Linked DNA regions of Homo sapiens: regions 1 and 2 are each linked to region 3. The links are chromatin contacts, found by Hi-C or POLR2A ChIA-PET in ENCODE. All regions are on one chromosome and are shown on one strand. Each heading gives the region's core, a stretch centred on a gene start or an enhancer-like site at or near the end of the contact. The rest is flanking DNA. Distances are from core to core; before and after follow the strand shown.

The links. A loop is a pair of places that touch in the nucleus more often than their neighbours do. ChIA-PET counts read pairs that join two places held with the same protein, here RNA polymerase II (POLR2A). Pooled maps may share reads with other maps.
Region 1: a loop to region 3 is called in a pooled map, with 2.2 times the contacts of the local background. The contact joins the promoter of HADHA here to the enhancer-like site in region 3. A Hi-C loop is called at or near these places in 2 of 50 pooled maps. POLR2A ChIA-PET finds 5 or more read pairs at or near these places in 2 of 52 experiments (HEK293 and activated T-cell).
Region 2: a loop to region 3 is called in a pooled map, with 2.0 times the contacts of the local background. The contact joins two enhancer-like sites. A Hi-C loop is called at or near these places in 1 of 168 maps with a recorded cell type or tissue (heart right ventricle) and 1 of 50 pooled maps. POLR2A ChIA-PET finds 5 or more read pairs at or near these places in 5 of 52 experiments (H1, RWPE1, T-cell and 2 more).

Annotation. Positions count from the first base shown.
Region 1 is chr2:26,241,889-26,245,964 of GRCh38, forward strand. HADHA (hydroxyacyl-CoA dehydrogenase trifunctional multienzyme complex subunit alpha) reads right to left here and starts at 2,744. Exons shown (of 20, transcript NM_000182.5): 1 at 2,642-2,744. The coding sequence starts at 2,708. It overlaps HADHB (hydroxyacyl-CoA dehydrogenase trifunctional multienzyme complex subunit beta), which reads left to right and starts at 3,051. Exons shown (of 16, transcript NM_000183.3): 1 at 3,051-3,102. RefSeq lists enhancers at 560-1,100, 2,586-3,266, 3,121-3,220.
Region 2 is chr2:26,016,398-26,021,027 of GRCh38, forward strand. No RefSeq gene overlaps it. Among named protein-coding and RNA genes, the nearest start is that of RAB10, 15 kb to the right of the region's middle. Within about 2 kb of position 1,859, at least 25 of the 41 ENCODE cell types and tissues checked have a DNase peak (open chromatin) inside an H3K27ac peak, as active enhancers do.
Region 3 is chr2:26,142,396-26,146,923 of GRCh38, forward strand. No RefSeq gene overlaps it. Among named protein-coding and RNA genes, the nearest start is that of GAREM2, 28 kb to the right of the region's middle. Within about 2 kb of position 1,821, at least 4 of the 41 ENCODE cell types and tissues checked have a DNase peak (open chromatin) inside an H3K27ac peak, as active enhancers do.

The DNA of each region.
Region 1 (4,076 bases), core at 1,494-3,993, 100 kb after region 3:
ATTTCAAGAATTACAAGTCTCCTTCAAGATAATTTTTTTTTTTTTGAGATATGGTCTCATTCTGTCCTCCAGGTGTGATCTTGGCTCACTGCAACCTCCACCTCCTGGGTTCAAGCGATTCTCCCACCTCAGCCTCCCGAGTAGTTGGGATTACAGACGTGTGCCACCACACCTGGCCAATTCTGGTATTTTTTGGTAGAGATGGGGTTTCACCATGTGGGCCAGGCTAGACCTCAAGTGATCTGCCCGCCTTGGCCTCCCAATATACTGGGATTATAGGCATGAGCCACCGTGCCTGGCCCCTTTCAAGAGAATTTTATCATCCACCAGCAAAGGTCATAATCTCATTAAATGTTTGGCAAAGCCTTGCACAGACTTTTACTGTGAAGGATCTATTGAGTCTAAATAGTAATATAAGGGTGCAGGTCATTTTAAATTCACTTTCCAGACTTTTTTTCAAAATTTATAAATTGCTATTAAGGGATCAGTAACTACAACGAATGATACTTTCTTACTGGTGAAAACACAATGCAAAGTATATATTTATGTGTCTATATATTTCTATACAGAAAACAGAAAAATTAGGTTGGTAGCTTTTTATTACACACATAAGATGTACAAATTACTTTTAAAAACTCTCAGATATATACAATCGTATTTCTTCCAGGCTGGAGTTAATAATATTTACTGAGTGCTTACTCCATGAAAAACTGCTTGATATCTAAAATAACTCCTTTTCATCACACAAGGTGGTATTATTCCCCATTTTACAAATGAGAAAACAAACACAGAAATTAATTGCCCAAGGTCATCAGAGGGTAAAAGGCAGAGCCAGGTCCAAACCCAGAAGTCAGACTCCAAACAATGTTTTTTTTGTTTGTTTGTTTGTTTTTGAGACGGAGGACCAGGCTGGAGTGCTGTGGCGCGATCTCGGCTCACTGCAAGCTCCGCCTCCCGGGCTCACGCCATTCTCCTGCCTCAGCCTCCCGAGTAGCTGGGACTACAGGCGCCCACCAACACGTCCGGCTAATTTCTTGTATTTTTAGTAGAGACGGGGTTTCACCGTGTTAGCCAGGATGGTCTCGATCTCCCGACCTCGTGATCCGCCCGCCTGGGCCTCCCAAAGTGCTGGGATTACAGGCGTGAGCCACCGCACCCGGCCCAAACAATGTTTATTAATTGCTCTGTCATGCTACTTCTCATGCAAAGGAAATCCATCATCTCAATCATTCATTTTGCAGATGAGGAAAATAAAGCCCATTTAGTTTAAGGCATTTGTCCAAAGTAACACAGCTAGTGACTAGAACCACGTGCCCTGGCTACCACTTCCGAGTGACATCAGCTGCCGATCCATAAGAAATACCTTCAAACCAATGCAGGGGTAAGATAAAAATTACACGTTACTTTTCAAAAGTGTTGTGAAAATAGGGGAAAAAAACCACCAAACCTGTAAGGAAACATAACCGAAGGCTAACCGTAGGTAAGCATATGAGTAGTAAGACAATGGGTGATTCGTTTTTTTTTCATCTCTTTCCTCAATCCTTACAGCATTTCAATGTTCTATAATGTGCTTATGTTATAATTGGCAAATACATGCTACAGTTTTGTGGAGACTAAAAACAGCTGTTGAAAAAAGGGAGCAGAAAAATATTCAATCATTAAAAAAATCCCCTTACAGTAAGGGATTTCAGCTACTTGTCTAAAAAAAGCATACTACTTCAGCGGTTCCGGAAGAGGGAAGAGAGGTAATTCATATTACAAATTAAATTAAAAGTTAAAATTTCTAGTTAAGTAACTTATTAAGCACAACATGCAATAAAACGTTGTCCACTTTTGACTTTACAGATTTGGGATGGAAAGAAAATGCAACGTTTCCTACAACCACCCACTTTAACCCTTTCACTGCCAGTTTGAAAAGGAAAAACACTAGCTAATACAGGCTGACTGGGAATCATCAGATTACAAATCGTTCTCAGAACGATCTAACATTTTATTGCTTAAGGTAGAGGTATTAGCGTATTTTTAAAGTGTGTCTTCCAGTAAGTTGCAGAACTTCCCGCTGAAATTCAAAATACTATACGTTCACACTGACATTACTGAAACTGCAAGAGTTGAGCTCCCTACTTGATTGGGGTAGTAAGCACAAAAATGGTTTTGAGGGAACGGAGCAGGGAGGGGCAGTGATCTGCAAGGCTGATTAATCCCATACAAGACAGCGCTTGTTGCGGGGTAAGGTGCTGTTTTTAAGACAGCTCTTGTTGCGGGGCAAGGTGCTGTGGAGCCACAAAGATGCGACAGAATGGATCCCGATTCTCCTGGAACTCCGGATCAAGAAAATATGAGGGGCGTGAGCCCAGAAGTGCGACGCAAGAGACCCGCGGAAAGGTGACAGAACGAGTGGCACCAGACTCAGAAAGTTGGGGAGTTAGGAAGCCTGAAATCGCCGCAGGAGTCGTGAGAGGGGAAGTGACAGTCTCTTCAGAAGGTCACGGGAAACCGGGTCCCAGGGCAGTATCCCCACAGAGGGCTGCGTCTCCGGGCTGGGGCAGGCGGCAGCGAAAGGGAGACGCGGCTCCGGGGCCACCCCAGTCCCGGCAGGAGTTCTGCCCGGAGGTCTGGGATGCCCTCGGCCAGGCCTCACCTCGGGAGCGGAGGATCCTGAAGGCAGAAAAGCGGCTGAGGATGCCAATCGCCCGGCAGGCCACCATCTTGAGCTGAAGAGGACAGCAGTGGAGAGCGCCTCTAACGGGTGCGGCCGAGCGGAGGACTTTTCTCCCGTAGCCTGGCAGCCAGGCGCCTGGAGCACTGCCTGACTAAAACCCAGATGCCGAGTGGCCGCCGGCCCCTTAGCCCTGCCCCTCGCTCCTGGCTAACATGGCCGAAAGGTCGTATTCTCCGGGGGAGGACGGGGGCCCGGAGAGGAGGGGGTGGAGTGCCTGGTTTTCCAGTCAGGCGGCCGGAGGGCAGCCCTCAAGAACGGCCCTGACCGCCCGCGGGGTGAGGGGCCCTTTCTGGGCAGGACCCGCCCCTTGGTCCCGCAGAGCCTTGGTACTTGGACCTGAACCTTGCTCCGAGAGGGAGTCCTCGCGGACGTCAGCCAAGGTGAGACGGCGAGCCCTCAGCTCTCCGCCCGGGCTTTCCCAAAGGCGAGATTCCACTTCCTTCCCCGCAACTGTCGCCGGTGCCCCCGGCCCCCTCCCCTCCCTGGGAAAGTGGGAGTTGAGGGAGCGGAAGGAAACTCCTCGGACAAGGTCGGCAGTGCTAGCTGCAGTTAGGACAGTGACTTGGACTAGCGTTCCAGCTGAAGTTCGGGACAGTAGTGTCACCTGCGCCCTAATTTATCATCACAAGTTAACGAAGTCTGGGGGTGTGGGGGTGTGTGTGTGTGTGTGGGTGTGTGTGGGCGTGTGTGGGCGTCGGCCTTAATGTAACCCTGGTCTGCGTAGAAGTGTGTGTTGTTTCGCCTGCTTCCCCTGTACCCAGGTCGGCGGCTATAGAGATTGTGGACGGCGCCATGGGTTTGCCCGATTTCTGCTGTAAAGAATAAGACTAGGTCAGGTGACCTTTCGGGGCTTGAGTGTGGGAGGAACGGAGACAATCCTCCATCCGGCTCCGTTATCCAGATAATCCTGCGCTCTCGGGGGTTTTCCGATCTGGATGATTATCTATCTGGTCGTTCACACCTCAGCTCACTTAAGCGGTGAAGAAACTGCCTACGAATCAGAGAGAGTGATTTTACCCATGGCCATATGTAGTAGAAATAAGACTGGAGCCTAAGTCTACTAACTCCTAGTGAAGAGTTCTTCATTGCATGGTAGCTGTTTTTGTGCTGGAATGATGGGCTGGAGTCCTGGAATAAAGTGATTGATTTCAAAAGGAAGTCACATTGAGAGCCTGCTGTGCTCTGGTCACCTTCATACCTTTTTGTTTAGTCCTCACATTCCCCAAATTATTATCATTTGCATTTTCTAGATGAAGTTTGGGAAGCTCAGAATATATACATTTTCTAGTCTGTGACAGACCTAGCATTCAGACATAAGTCTGAGTCTCACTACTCGCCAGACTGACAGCTCTGC
Region 2 (4,630 bases), core at 609-3,108, 130 kb before region 3:
GAGATAATAGCCAAATTTCCAAAAAGGCCAGTTTTAGCCAGCGTGATAAGGAAGTCCCCTCTGCTTTAACCTTTATGAGAAAAGTAACTTTGAAACGACGAATCCACTTTTCGTTTTGTTTCTGCTTTCTGTCTCTAAAACCAACCTCCTCTGCTCGGCTCATGGGAACATTCACTCTGCCTTGTAGAATGAGATATTGCCCAATTCTGGAATTTCAAATGAAAGCCAGTTAAAATGTTTAAACTAAATTTGTTGGAATTTTGTCTTTTGACGTGGGAATCAGTGGGAAGGTATTGGGACTCTGGTGTGAATGCCCAGAATCAAGAGTGGAGAGCTGGGCAGAGCTTGGTCTCAGGCCTAAAAGCTTTGATATCAGTACAGTTTGAATAAGAGCTGGTCCCAAGGAACAAGGCAAAGTGAAAGACACTGATTTTTTTTTTTTTTTTTTTTTTAGATAGAGTCTTGCTCTGTCGCCAGGCAGGGTTGCAGTGGCGCAATCTCAGCTCACTGCAACCTCCGACTCCCGGGTTCAAGCAATTCTCCTGCCTCAGCCTCCTGAGTTGCTGGGACTACAGGCACATGCCACCATGCCCAGCTAATTTTTTAAATTTTAATAGAGATGGCATTTCACCATGCTGGCCAGGATGGTCTCGATCTCTTGACCTTGTGATCTGCCTGCCTTGGCCTCCCAAAGTGCTGGGATTACAGGCAGGAGCCACTGCACCCAGCCTTTTTTTAAAACAAGGTCTTACTCTGTCGCCTGGGCTGGAATGCAGTGGTATGATCTCAGCTCACTGCAACCTCTGACTCCTGGGCTCAAGCAATCCTCCCACCTCAGCCTCCTGAGTAGCTGAGACTACATGCATGCACCACTGCACCTGCCATTTTTTCCGGATTTATAGAGAGAGGGTTTCGCCATGTTACCCAAGCTGGTCTCAAACTCCTGGGCTCAAGCCATCCTCCGGCCTCAGCATCCCAAAGTACTGGGATTATAGGCATGCACCACTGCACCAGGCAAGGACACAGATTTTTATTGTTCACCCACAAAGTGCTTCACATGCACTACTTTGTCTGACCCTCACGACAACCTGCAAGGTAGGTATTGTATTCCTACTGTACGGATGAGAAAAACTGAGACTCACAAAGGTTAGTTACTAGCTCAAGATCATGTATGCCTCAGTGGCAGGGCCAGGATTCAGAGCAGGGTGGCCTGGAGGTCTGAGGTTGGAAGCAGGTGTCACCTTAATGACTTAGGAATGAGGTCAGTGTCTGTGTCCTCCAATTATGGTGCCAGGCTCAGTCTCTACGAATGCCTGGAGAATATGTCAGCACTTACTGTAGCTTCATGTTTAGGCCAAGAAAAGGCTGAGATGAGATGATCCATGAGAGTTTTTCACAGAAACACAGACCAAACACAGAAGCAAAATCTTGGTCTTCATATTGCCCCAGACTTGTTCTCTTCTGGGACTGAACCTAGTGTTAGAATCCTGCTCTGCAGGAATAGGGGGGTGTCTTTACATTTCATTCTGGTTATTTGCCTAAAGCAAATCCCAGAGATACCCAGAGAGGGAAGACTTTCCTCTGCAGATGGTGGAAGATGCTGGCGCCCAGGCCATCCTATGTCATCTGTATCCAGACACAGATTCCAGATCCCTGTTCATGCCTCTGAGGACATGGAGCGGGCCTTTTAGCTCTCTTCAGAGCTAGAGTTTCAGGCATATGGTTGCTGCCCTGGATGACAAGGGTAGCACATGGGTGGGAACTCCAGATGCATGTAAGGGAGCAAGAAGCTGCCCACTGAGGAGAATGCTGGGATAGTGCAGGGCTGGGCTGGCCCAACTAGTTCAGCTCAGCCAGGAAAGGGCAGGTCAGATCTGGCTCAGCAGGGGAGGCTGTGTCGGGGAGTGGTGCTGACTCAGGGCCTGGTGAGTCAGGTGACAGCCAAGGACAGCTGTTGCCTGGGTGTTTTTAGAAAACTTTGGCTGCCAACCACTCTCTCATGGGTGCTTCTGCACCTACTCAGAAGCAGGCAGAAAAAAGGAGGGCATCTTCTGTATAAGAAGCTCTGGGTGAGGGGTATTAATATCTGGCTCTACTTATGTTGATCCTTCCCATGAAGTACCTAGAAAACGGAGCAGAAATTAATTGAGAGGCTTCCAAATCCCTTCTGAATTCTCTGAAAATCACTTATCTTTTCTGCTTAGCTCTTTTTAGGCACCTTGCCAGGTATCCAGCATAGAGGTTAAGAGAGCAGGCTCTGAAGTTAGGAGGGCCTGGGATCAAAACCTAATTTCATCATTTATAGTTGTATGACTTAGATCAGACTAAAAACAACTTTTAATTATGGAAAGCTTCAAATATATATGAATGACACACATTAGTATGATGAACCTCCATATACTCATTATCCAGCTTGAATAATCATTAACCCACTGTAACTTTATTTCATCTATACTCTACTTATCCCCTTTGCTCCCACTTATTTTGAAGGAAATACCAGGCATCATCACATTCCATCTCTTTTTTTCTTTTTTTTTTGAGACGGAGTCTTGCTCTGTTGCCCAGGCTGGAGTGCAGTGGTGCAATCTCAGCTCACTGCAGCCTCCTCCTCTTGGGTTCAATGATTCTCCTGCCTCAGCCTCCTGAGTAGCTGAGATTACAGGTGCCCGCCACCATGCCTGGCTAATTTTTGTATTTTTAGTAGAGATGGCGTTTCACCATATTGGCCAGGCTGGTCTCGAACTCCTGATGTCAGGTGATCCACTCGCCTCAGCTTCCCAAAGTGCTGGGATTACAGGCATGAGCCACTGCACCCCACCTTCCATGTCTTTTCACATCTTTTTCTTTTCTTTTCTTTTTTTTTTTTTTGAGATAGAGTCTTGCTCTGCTGCCCAGGCTGGAGTGTGGTGGTGCAATCTCGGTTCACTGCAACCTCCGCCTCCCAGGCTCAAGCAATCCTCCCACCTCAGCCTCCCTACCAGCTGGGACTACAGGTGCATACCACCTTGCCCTGCTAATTTTTGTATTTTTTGTAGAGACGGGGTTTCACCATGTTGCCCAGTCTGGTCTTGAACCCTGGGCCTCAAGCAATGTGCCAGATTTGGTCTTCCAAAGTGCTGGGATTACAGGTGTGAGACACCATGCCCGGCCTCTTTTAACCTATTTAAACACTTGTTTCTTCATCTGAAAATGGGGATGATCATAGTTCCTACATCAATGTATTATTGTGAAGTCATGCCTCTAAAGGGCCAGAACAATGCAGGAACTCCATAAATGAAAACTCATGTTGTTAGATAAAATATAAAAATACCCCAGGCATGGTGGCTCACGCCTCTAATTCCAGAACTTTGGGAGGCTGAGGCAGGAGGACTGCTTGAGGCCAGGAGTTCAAGACCAGCCTGGGAAACATAGTGAGACCCCATCTCCACTTAAAAAAAAAAAAAATTAGCTGGGTGTAGTGACTCACACCTGTAATCTCAGCTACTTGGGAGGCTGAGGCAGGATGATCACTTGAGCACAGGAGTTTGAGGCCACAGTTAGTTATGATTGAGCTATTGTATTCCAGCCTGGGTGACAGAGTGAGACCCGCCTAAAAAGAAATTAGCTGGGTGTGATGGCACACACCTGTAATCCCAGCTACACGGGAGGCTGAGGCAGGAGAATCAGCTTGAACCCAGGAGGCAGAGGTTGCAGTGGGCCAAGATGGTGCCACTGCACTCCAGCCTGGACAGAGCAAGACTGAGTCTCAAAACAAGCAAACAAACAAACAAGCAAACAAACAAAAAAGGGAGCCTCTGCAACTTTCCTATCTCTTTGCCTGTGTCCCTCTTTCCTCCTGGTGACCCTCCCTTCCAGCATCTGAGGACTCTGCCCTGCCAGCACGAGGCCCACTGCTGACATCATGACAGGGTTAGGATGACTGCCCAACCTGTCTAGGCCTCAGGATGGGCTGGGAGCACAGGTCACCTGAACCTGGGGTAGAGGGGGCTAGAAAGAGGCAGTGGAGACCCAGGAAAGAGGAACCGAGGCTGCAGCAGCCTTGGAGGGCAGGCAGGAGCCAAGTTTCAGCAGAGGTGCAGCACATTCAAGTGGCAAGGTCAGCAGAAGGTGGGAAAGAGGAAGTGGACGTGCACAAATGTCAGGTAGAGCTGGAGTCATCCTGGGAATTTTACCAGAAACAAGTGTATCAGTCACGGGTTTTGGTTGCAACAGAAACTGATATTTGGCATTTAGAAGCAGAACATACATTTACTGAAAGGCTATTGGGAAGCTCTCAGAATTACTGGGAAGGCTAGAGAAACAGGCTCAGGGATCTGGGGAAAGCAACAGGCCACAGATTCAGTCTGTTAGGCCAAGCAGTGAGTCCATCACTGCCCCTGCCGGACCCCAAAGAGATTCTGTAGCCTATAGCACCATGGTGGCCAGCACTGGACTTGGGATCCCATCCAGCTCTGGGGTCCAGAGGTGGCCCAGAAACCAAGTGCTACTGCTCTCAGTCGCCCTCACTGTGCCTGCTTCTTTGTGTAGCTGTACACCTGTAATCCCAGCTACTCAGGAGGCTGAGGCAGAAGAATGACTCGAACCCGGGAGGTGGAGGTTGCAGTGAGCTGAGATTGTGCCACTGCCCTCC
Region 3 (4,528 bases), core at 571-3,070:
AGCTGGGATTACAGGCACCCACCACCACGCCTGGCTAATTTTTATATTTTTAGCAGCGATGACATTTCACCATGTTGCCCGGACTGGTCTCGAACTCCTGACCTCAGGTAATCGGCCTCCCACTCAGCCTCCCAAAGTGCTGGGATTACAGGCGGGAGCCACTGTGCCCGGCCAGGATAGGGATATTCTTAGCAGAGGGTTCCTAGGATAGCAAAATCTTTTCACATGGATATTGGTTGCAAGGGGGTTTGCCTTATAACAATTTATTAATCTACCCATTTGTTTTATTAAGTTTTAAAATTTGTATTATAAGGGCTGGGCGTGGTGGCTCATGCCTGTAATCTCAGCACTTTGGGAGGCTGAGGTGGGTGGATTGCCTGAGCTCAATAGTTCTAGACCAGCCTGGGCAACATGACGAAAATCTGTCTCTACAAAAAATAACAAAAATTAGCCAGGCATGGTGGTGTGCATCTGTGGTCTCAGCTGCCTGGGAGACTGAGGTGGGAGGATCAGTTGAGTCCTGGAGGTTGAGGCTATAGTTAGCCAAGATTACACCACTGCACTCCACTCCACACTCCAGCCTGGTTGATAAAGTGAGACCCCCATCTCGAAAAAAAAAAATGTATTATAAGTTTAGCCCTAAAGGGCTGTGAACGTGTGTGTCTACGGTTATACTGGGTAGCTCCTAGTCTCTAAGACCATAGAACCAGTCTTAAAGGCTGTGCACCAAGATCCGGGTGTGCCCTCCAAAACAACAACAAAAAAGATTGTGCATCAAGACCAGTGCTCAAAATTAGACTTAAAAGAATTGGTCTGCTAAGGCCCTGTAGTCACTGCTGATCAACACAGACATCACGCCCCAAGAATTGTCCCTGCTGCCTCTGAAAACTGGCTGCCGCCAGTGCCAAAACTCCTGCAAAGGTGGATGGATACTGTATGGATTCTGCTTTGTTTCAGTGGCTTCTTGTTCACAGTCTGGATGGTTATTGGTTGGTGAAGCCCAAAATACATGCCCCTGCCCCAGGTGCCAGGGAAGTGGGGAAAAGGGAGAATCTCTTGTTTTCAGCTTCAATAGTGGGAGGTGGCCTCTGACTCTAAGATGGGGGATTTAGGTAACTGGATGGGCAAAAAGAGTGACAAATATCTACTATGCCAGTGGTGTGCAAACTTTACTGCACATTAGGGGAGTGCTTTTAGAAATACAAGCACTGGCTCTGTGCAGTGGTTCATGCCTGGAGTCCCAGCACTTTGGGAAGCCGAGATGGGAGGACTGCTTGAGGCCAGGGGTTCAAGACCAGCCTGAGGGTATAGTGAGACACTTTCTTTACACAATAAGCAAACAAACTAATGCCAAGGTTGCACCCCAGAATTCCTGAGATGATAGTGGCTTTTTGTTCGTTTTTAACTTCCTATGTGATTCCCATGTGCAGCCAAGTTCATGAACCAGTTCCCATACCCTTGCTACTCAAAGTGTGTTCTTCAGATCACCTGCATGGGAATCACCTGGGAGCTTCTGAGAACTGCAGCTGCTCTGCACAATTCACATCTATGATTACACAAAAGCCCCAGAGGAGTCTCACACAAATTACAATTTGAGAAAGGTGGCCCTATGCTATTTTCCCAAGGCCAGCCCGAATCCCACCAGCAGGTATATTCCCCACTTCTGAGCAGAGCAGTTGCCTTTCTCTTCTAAATCCCGAGAAGAATACATTTGGCCTGCTTTTCCGTTGGGCATTTATTGCCTACTTCCTTGTTTGTGGTTAACTGGCTTATCTCTTTAATGGATTGTGAGCGAGTGGTGGGCAGGGACTCTAGTCCTTTTTGTGTTTTCACAAATCTTATTGCATTGCTGTCCACGCAGCAGGTGCTCAGAACATGCAGTGAGTGAACCGGTGACGTTCCTTCAGCTTCCCTCTCCCATCACATTCAAGCAGGGGATGCAGCGGCCTCCTTTTCCCCACCCCCACTTCCATACATTCACAGTCCCATCTTGATTCAAAGGCAACTTCAATTATAACTTTTAGTCTGGGCACAGTGGCTCACGCCTGTAATCCCAGCACTTGGGAGGCCGAGTCTGGTGGATCACTTGAGGTCAGGAGTTTGAGACAAGCCTGGCCAACATGGTGAAACCCTGCATCTACTAAAAATATAAAAATTAGCCTGGTGTGGTGGCACGTGCCTGTAATCCCAGCTACTTGGGAGGCTGAGGCAGGAGAATCACTTGAACCTGAGATAGGTATTAGTAAGCCGAGATCATGCCACTGCACTCCAGCCTGGGCAACAGAGCAAGACTGTCTCAAAAAAAAAAAAAGAAAGAAAGAAAAAGAAAAAAGGCGGGGCCTGGTGGCTCATGCCTGTAATCTCAGCACTTTGGGAAGCTGAGGTGGGAGGATCACAATGTCAGGAGTTTGAGACCAGCCTGACCAACATGGTGAAACCCCGTCTCTACTAAAAATACAAAAATTAGCCAGGCATGGGAACGCATGCCTGTAATCCCAGCTACTCAGGAGGCTGAGGCAGGAGAATCACTTGATCCTGGGAAGCGGAGGTTGCAGTGAGCCGAGATCACACCACTGCACTCCAGCCTAGGCAACAGAGTGAGACTCCGCCTCAAAAAAAAAAAAAAAAATTTAAAGTTCAAATTTATTCTTACTACTTCCGGGTATTGGATACATTAGTTGACTCCTGTGAATCATTTCCTTGTCTCTAAAGGAGATGGACTCGAAAGCTCTCCAACAGTTCAATGGAAATATTCTACAATTCTGTAGTCCACCTTGCTGGATTAGCCAGGACTCCAATACCCCAACTCTTGTGGGGTTGGCAGTGGGGCTTGCATGGAGAAACTATAAATTAAACGTAGGGTCGCTCCGCCACCGTGTGACCAATGCTGGAAACTGCATTTCTTCAGTGTGCCATGAGAGATTTCTCAAAAGCCCATCAAGATTTTAGGGTAATATATAGCCACACAAAATTAAATGATCTCTCCCTACCCCCACCAGCATGGCAGACACGGAATTTTAAAAGTATAAACCTACAAAGATAAAAATTAGGGAGCAAGAGACATCAGCAAGTGAGAATTAAAATTTTTATGTATGTAAATATTAGTCTTTAAAAAATGGAAGATGGAAAACAGAGCTAACTGACGTGGAGCATAAGTTACAACCTCATTGTTTTCAAAGGGGGATGTCGATAAGAAGTGGGTATATTTTCTCTGATGGGATCCCAAGAGTTCCAGGATTTATAGGTACCAGTTACCATGGACAACTGAGGCATATGGCAATGGGCTAAAAATGGAGCAAGGAAATAACGGATCCCAAGTGTCCCTTCCCACCCCTCACAGCCAGGAGTTGCTGTCACCCCTCTTCAAGCCTTATTATTTGCAGAAATGAAACTATAGAGGCTTCAGATGTGAGGCCACCAGGCCCAGAGAGAGGTGGAGGTGAGTCATAGTATCAAAAACAAGGAATGAAGTGGACGCCTGTCTTGAATAATGGGCTCCTAAGCTTCTTTCCTTCATTCTTCCTTCCCTTTCCCAGAATTTTAGCAGCCAAATACATGTACTCAGGCAGAAGATTAGGAAGTCCTTCTGTCACATGGAAGTTCACCAACAAAAAGGCCCCTTATAGCAGATTCCTCCAGTTCTGAGGACATATAAACACATACAAAGTTTCCAATCTACCAAAACCGTATATACGAAATCAGTCAACATAAAGAAAAGTATAGGAAAATTAATAACAATCTACAGAAAAAAATAGCCGGGCATGGTTGCACACACCTATAATCCCAGCCACTCAGGAAACTGAGGTAGGAGAATTGCTTGAACCCAGGAGGTGGAGGTTGCAGTGAGCTGAGATTGTGCCACTGCACTCCAGCCTGGCAACAGAGCAACAACGTCTCAAAAAATAATAATAATAAAAATAAATAAAATAAATAAAAATAACAATCCACATACCTGACACCCAGATTGAGTCAGATATTCAGTTCTTCATGTTGACATAAAAGAGACAGTAAAACAACTAACAAACATAAAAAGGAGACTTCAGGGGAAAAAAGGTAAGGAAAACCAAAGAAAAACCCCAAACTCACTTTAAGCAATATTTTTGAATGACATGGGATCCATAAATTAAGAATAGGATGCTATAAAAAAGAACAAATAATGAAAAAATGATCTCTAAAATAAAAACTATCCACTGAAATAAAATGATTCAAGAGAAGAATAGGCCAGGCACAGTGGCTCCTGCCTGTAATCCCAGCACTTTGGGAGGCCCAGGCAGGCAGATCACTTGAGGACAGGAGTTTGAGACCAGCCTGGCCAACATAGTGAAACCCCGTCTCTACTAAAAATACAAAAATTAGCTGGATGTCGTAGCACATATTTATAGTCCCAGCTACTCGGGAGGCTACTCTGGAGGCTGAGGCAGAAGAATCACTTGAATCCAGGAGGCGGAGGTTGCAGTGAGCTGAGATCAAGCCACTGCACTCCAGCCTGGGCAACAGAGCAAGACTCTGTCTCATTAAAAAAAAAAAA